2 separate regions of the Homo sapiens genome follow, and region 2 is linked to region 1. A link is a loop called in an ENCODE intact Hi-C map of the cell type or tissue named here. Cell type or tissue: PC-9. All regions are shown on one strand. Each heading gives the region's core, and the rest is flanking DNA. Links, peaks and the distances in the headings are about the cores only. Region 1 has its middle 57 kb from the start of PLCH1-AS1. Region 2 overlaps PLCH1 (phospholipase C eta 1).

Region 1 (2,922 bases), core at 276-2,775:
CATCTCCAAAGCATCACACATGTGCTTATGCAGCTAACTTTATATATAACAGCTGAAATAATATTTCATGCAAATGTTCTAAGTATAGGAAAGGAAATGCAATGAGAACAGCTTCAGCATTTCCAAAGGGAAAATTGATCTTTAGCACTTGATGTGCAATCAAACACTGAAATGATTTTTTTCACTTGATAACTTTCCAGCAGGAATCCTGACATAATGTTTAAGAGCCTCCACTGTTGCTGAATTTTAACCTTCCTTTAAAAATATGAATAGAACTTTGTTTGCTAATTCAAATCTGAAAACAATTTGAAAGGTATTTCATTTGTTTATATGCTCTAGAATTTTAAGCATGTTCAAATTAAGTAAATAGGAAAAAAAATGTATCTAGCTTGTTTGCTTTATTCAGCCATACCCATTATGGTAAAAAAAAACTCTTCAGGAAATTGGCCAGGCGCAGTGGCCCACTCCTGTAATCCCAGCACTTTGGGAGGCTGAGGCGACAGATCACTTGAGGTCAGGAGTTCAAGATCAGCCTGGCCAACATGGTGAAATTCTGTTTCTACTAAAAATACAAAAATTAGCCGGGCATGGTGGTGCATGCCTGTAGTCCCAGCTACTCGGGAGGCTGAGGCAGGAGAATTGAGTGAACCTGGGAGGTGGAGGCTGCAGTGGGCCAAGACTGTACCATTGCACTCCAGCCTAGGCAACAGAGCGAGGCTGTTCCAAAAAAAAAAAAAAAAAAATTCTTAAGGAAAATAATACAAAAAGAAAAACACAGTTTGAAACTAACGTCACAGGGAAGAATGATCTTTAATCCTAAATAAGTTCAGTTTTAAAAGGAAAATAATGAAAACACTAGCTTAAAAGCAAAACAAGATTTAAGAGATAGAAATGCAGTGGGGACTACTCTGCATTAAAAATGACTAGACTATTTCATTTAATGCAAGACAGATGTGATGCTTACGCAAACCATTAGAAGTTGCCTGGAATATATTCAATTCTAAGAAATGCAATAATACATGCTGTGTGATGCATCATGCAAAACTTCTGAAAATAAAATAGGAGAGACAAAACAAATTTGAGTTTTGAAATAAAAGAAAAATGAGATGTAACATCTTTGATAGAAGTGCTTTTAATAATGGCACTTTGAAGTCTGTATTGAAAAGAATGTAAGCAAATCCATGTTCTTTTGGAATGTGTATGCCCATCTAAGAGATCCTAGCAAGCTCACTGTATCCAATGGCACAGAAAGGGTGTCTGTCCCAAAGCCAGGCTGGAGAGGAACAGTGTTTATGACTTCCTATCTTCCAGCCCCATGGAGTTGCCTTGGTGACATTCCTCTCATACTGACCTGCTCTCCCAAAATACAACAAGCCAGATGCCTGTGGGTTTGGGTGTGTCTAATTGAGCCACACTGAGCACCAAATGACCTGGAAATGTCTAATCCTGCTTTTGTCAGAACAAATTACTGGGTTACTCTCGTGTTCCTCTGCAGACTAATTTATGATTCAATACGAAGTCCTGTGCAAAGCTTTGGGCCAAGGCTGCTGCCTACTTCACTCCCTGCATGCAGAGATCTGGACATGCTACTCTGATGTGAAGGGCATCCAGTCTGAAATGGTGGGATTAATAAGAGAACCATCAAATGAAACACTGCAAGAGTCCTGCAATGAGGTGTGCATTTTGTGCCTTTTGTGCCTCAAAAGATTCTTTTCTGGAAAGAGAGCCCTGGTAATTTGCTCTCTACAAATTACCCTCTGCAATATTGCTACTGAGTCCATGTTCCATGCCATGGTGGTGAGCACTAACCTCACAACTCTAATATTTTTTGTATCAAATTATGTTTATTGCATAAACAATTCACTAGGGTACAGGGCTCACAGAAAGAAACTTGAAAATCACATTTGAGCTAAAGATATATTGGTGTCTGCTAGAACAGGCTCAGCCCCTCTAAGCTCCCTCTCAACTCACCACTCTACCACGGGGCCCTGAAAGAGCACAGGATGCTGGTTCTAAGTACTTAGGGAATTTCTCTAGACTGCACTATCAACTGCACTCAAACAGTCTGGAGACTATTGTACTCAACACCCTCCATCTGAAGTCCAAAAGGAAAATAATTACCTAGCAATCAGAGGCAACTGACTCCAAATGTGAAAAGTATGGTAGATTTAATTACATCCAATTTAAGGATTTCTGGCCAGGCACGGTGGCTCACGCCTTTAATTCTAGCATTTTGGGAGGCTGAGGAGGGTGGATCACTTGAGGCGAGGAGTTCCAGACCACCCTGGCCATCATGGTGAAACCCTGTCTCTACTAAAAATACAAAAATTAGCCAGGCATGGTGGCGCACGCCTGTAATCCCAGCTACTCAGAAGGCTGAGGCAGGGGAATGGCTTGAACTCGGGAGGCGGAGGTTGCAGTTAGCCGAGATTGCACCACTGCACTCCAGCCTGGGAGACAGAGCGAGAAAAAAAAAAAAGAAAGAAAGAAAAAGAAAAAAAAATTAAGGATTTATATTTAATAAAGAACACCATGGCAAATTTAATGAATGGAAATGGACTTAGGAAGATATATGCTACATATTAACAAGTGATATTAATCTTAGATATTACTTAATATATACAATGAATAAATCAATAAACAAAAAAATGCTCACATTTTAGCATTATGTTTTGTTGTTTTCCTTTTGGACTTCACATGGAGAGTGTAGAGTATAATATTCTCCAGATTCAGGCTGTCTGTCATCATTAATCTATGCAAAGCCCTTCTCTTGTTTTATTTCTGTATTTTCCTCATCATAACCCACCAACACTCCTACTTCCCATCCGTGGCCCCAAAGGCATTAATTCTAATATAATTAATATATATTTTTATATATTAATATATATTCTTGGATTATATATATATGTCCTGAAAAAGATA
Region 2 (2,922 bases), core at 201-2,700, 110 kb after region 1:
GTGAAATTCATTTAAATCTTGTATAATTGTTACCATTTGAAGAAGGAATCAAGGCCAAAGGGAAGAAATCTTTCTGCAAATAGAAAAAGATACATTTGTGGAGTGGGGGCTGGGCAGGGGGAGATGGGAGGGAAGAATCCTGGAGGTTTGTGAGGACACAATGTTGTTTTCCCTTCACTAAAACTTGTTGAGAAATTTGGAGGTCCTGATTTACATTTCGGTTCCACTAAAATTAAAATTAGATGAAAAGCCACATGACAGTAGGTTTTTTTTCTGTAAGCATTCAGTAACTAAATGAAATAGAAGATAAAGGAGACAAGAGTAACTAGCAGGAAAGCCAAGGATATGAATAGATGTGACTAGAATTTCTCAGCTCCGTGTGGCAACTGATAGGTAAAAAACAGTGACGGAGAGAATGCTACTGAGATTTCTGCTCTTTTTGTTAAAACTTCAATCTGGATTAAGCTATTTTCACCCAAGTCAAAACTTTCATTGAGAAAATATAGGGCTTTTCAAGGTGTGATTTTAGCCAATTAATTTCTTCTTTTGGTCATTCGCATTTGGAATGGCCATCTGTGACCTGGTCCTCAAGCCGGGCCTGGACTTCACAGTTCAAGTGTTGCAGGAAGATCTTGCCCTGAGGCACTTGTCTTTGTATAGTAATAAAGTCCTCTTTGGCCCTGTGGGAACTTTCTCTGGCCTCTGGTCAATCAGGCAACCACAGTAATCAGTAGAACCCTCCATGTGAACTCAACACTATAGCAGCAGTGAGTTTCCTGACACTCAAATTGGTTTCTACATAGTCCCAAAAATGTGTGTTGATAATGGGATTAACAAAAATTCATTAACAATTGAAAAAGAAAGGTCAAGAATGTTTATTCAGAGCAGAATGAGAAAACTCTCCATCCTTACCGTCATCCACAATGTCCTGAGCGGCCACGGAGTTTGTGTACACAACCAAATCAGAGAGTTCTCGGCAGAGCTTCATGGTTTTCCTTCGGCGACCCAATCTGTGAAGTACCCACAGAGGATGCATGACATTTTGGAGTTGAAAGAGGTTTGGGTTCTTGGTTATCCCACTTTCCTTATTTAAGACAATGATTTAATAGGGAATACCTGCCCCAGGTCCTAAGGGAGCCAGGATTGGCACCCAAGTGTGCTTCCTAGTTCAGTGCTCTTTCCACCACAAAATCCTACTACAGTAGTCCCCCCTTATCCTCACTTTCCCTTTCCAGAGTTTCATTTGCCCATAGTTAACCATGGTCTAAAAATATTAAGTGGAAATTTCAGAAATAAACAATTCATGAGATTTTTTTTCTTTTTTTGAGACAGAGTCTCTCTCTGTTGCCCAAGCTGCAGTGCAGTGGCGCATTCTTGGTTCACTGCAACCTCTGCCTCCCAGGTTCAAGTGATTCTCCTGCCTCAGCCTCCCGAGTAGCTGGGACTACAGGTGCACACCACCACGCCAGCTAATTTTTTGTAATTTTAGCAGTGAAAGGGTTTCACCATGTTGGCCAGGCTGGTCTCAAACTCCTGACCTCAAGTGATCCACCTGCATTGGCCTCCCAAAATGCTAGGATTACAGACGCAAGCCACAGCACCTGGCCATGAGTTTTAAATTGTATGCCATTCTTAGTAGCATGATGAAATCTTGTGAGGTCCTGCTCCGTCCCACTCTGGACATGAGTCATCCCTTTGTCCAGCATATCCATGATGTATGTGTCATCTGGTAGACATCTTCTTATGTGACTGACTGTGGAGTGGAGGTTTTGCAGTGCTTATGTTCAAGTAACTCTTATTTTACTTAATAATGGCCCTAAAGTGCGGGAGTAGTAATGCTGGCAATTCAGATATGCCAAAGAGATGCTGCAAAGCACTTCCTTGAAGTGAAAAGGTGAAAATGTTTGACTTAATAAGGAAAGAGAAAAACAACATATATATAGGGTTCACTACCATCTGTGGTTTCAGGCATCCACTGCAGTCATTTCTCATGATGACGTGGGGACTATTGTAATGTGGTTTTATTCACTGCTCTGCCAGGAATCACAGCCTCTTCTCATGCATTTGTGAGTTCTGCTGTGGAAGGCTGGATTCCCACTGTGACCCAGTTAGGGAGTAACACCAGAGTTCATCAGGGAACTACATGGCCTTTGCAGGGAGGAGACCAGGGCTAAAATGGAACAGAAACACTGCATAGTGGGTAGCGGGCCACAAGAATTATACACCTAAAGGGAAATATGCCAAATTTCCATAGTGATTATTGGAGAGATGTAATTACAAAGGATGTTTACTTTCTTCTTTATACTTTTTCTATATTCTCTAGCTTTCTTAAAACAAACATTCATTACTTTATCTAGTGCTGTTTTTATCTTAGATATTTTAATAGTTTTCTCTCTCCTACAAACCACTCATAGGATCTCCTCTGCAACCTTACAAATTGTACCACCACTCTCTTCTGCAGTCAAGTCCTCCACAGACCATCACATTCCCCTCACACACACACTTTTTCTTATGGGAAACAACTACCAAAAACAAACCTAAACTTTAGTGTTCAATTAAACTTTATACTTAAGCTCCAACAGAATATCTATACATAAAATAGTAACTAATTAGGAAGGGCAGAGGAGATGTATGTGGTCCGTACTCTAGGCAACAGAAATAACATGTGTTATTGTCTGCCTTTTCGGTTATAAGTATCATAGTGGGTGTGAAGAGGTATTCCATTGTAGTTTTGATTTATATCTCCCTAATGTCCAACAATGTTGAGCACATTTTCATGTGTTTATTGGCCATTTGTATATCTTCTTTTTGTGAGGTTTCTTTTCGATAGTTAGATGTTCCCCTATAGGAGAAAAGTGGGTAAGTGAGGGGAATGTGATGGTCTGCTGAGAACTTTACTGTGGTAAAAATCAATAGAAAAAA

The links. A loop is a pair of places that touch in the nucleus more often than their neighbours do. Peaks named below come from ENCODE experiments on the same cell type or tissue, not always from the same donor. Only the 100,000 strongest peaks of a DNase experiment are listed, where the experiment ranks them.
Region 2: it touches region 1 in a loop (2.1-fold over the local background); 2 of 110 quality-filtered maps call a loop at or near these places.

What each region holds. Positions count from the first base shown.
Region 1 is chr3:155,390,347-155,393,268 of GRCh38, forward strand. No RefSeq gene overlaps it. Among named protein-coding and RNA genes, the nearest start is that of PLCH1-AS1, 57 kb to the right of the region's middle. In PC-9, for the core only: no CTCF peak of the experiment used is centred there; a DNase peak (open chromatin) is centred at 1,385; H3K27ac peaks cover 778 bases.
Region 2 is chr3:155,496,408-155,499,329 of GRCh38, forward strand. PLCH1 (phospholipase C eta 1) reads right to left here. Exons shown (of 23, transcript NM_014996.4): 15 at 913-1,010. Among named protein-coding and RNA genes, the nearest start is that of PLCH1-AS2, 12 kb to the left of the region's middle. In PC-9, for the core only: no CTCF peak of the experiment used is centred there; a DNase peak (open chromatin) is centred at 1,684; H3K27ac peaks cover 829 bases.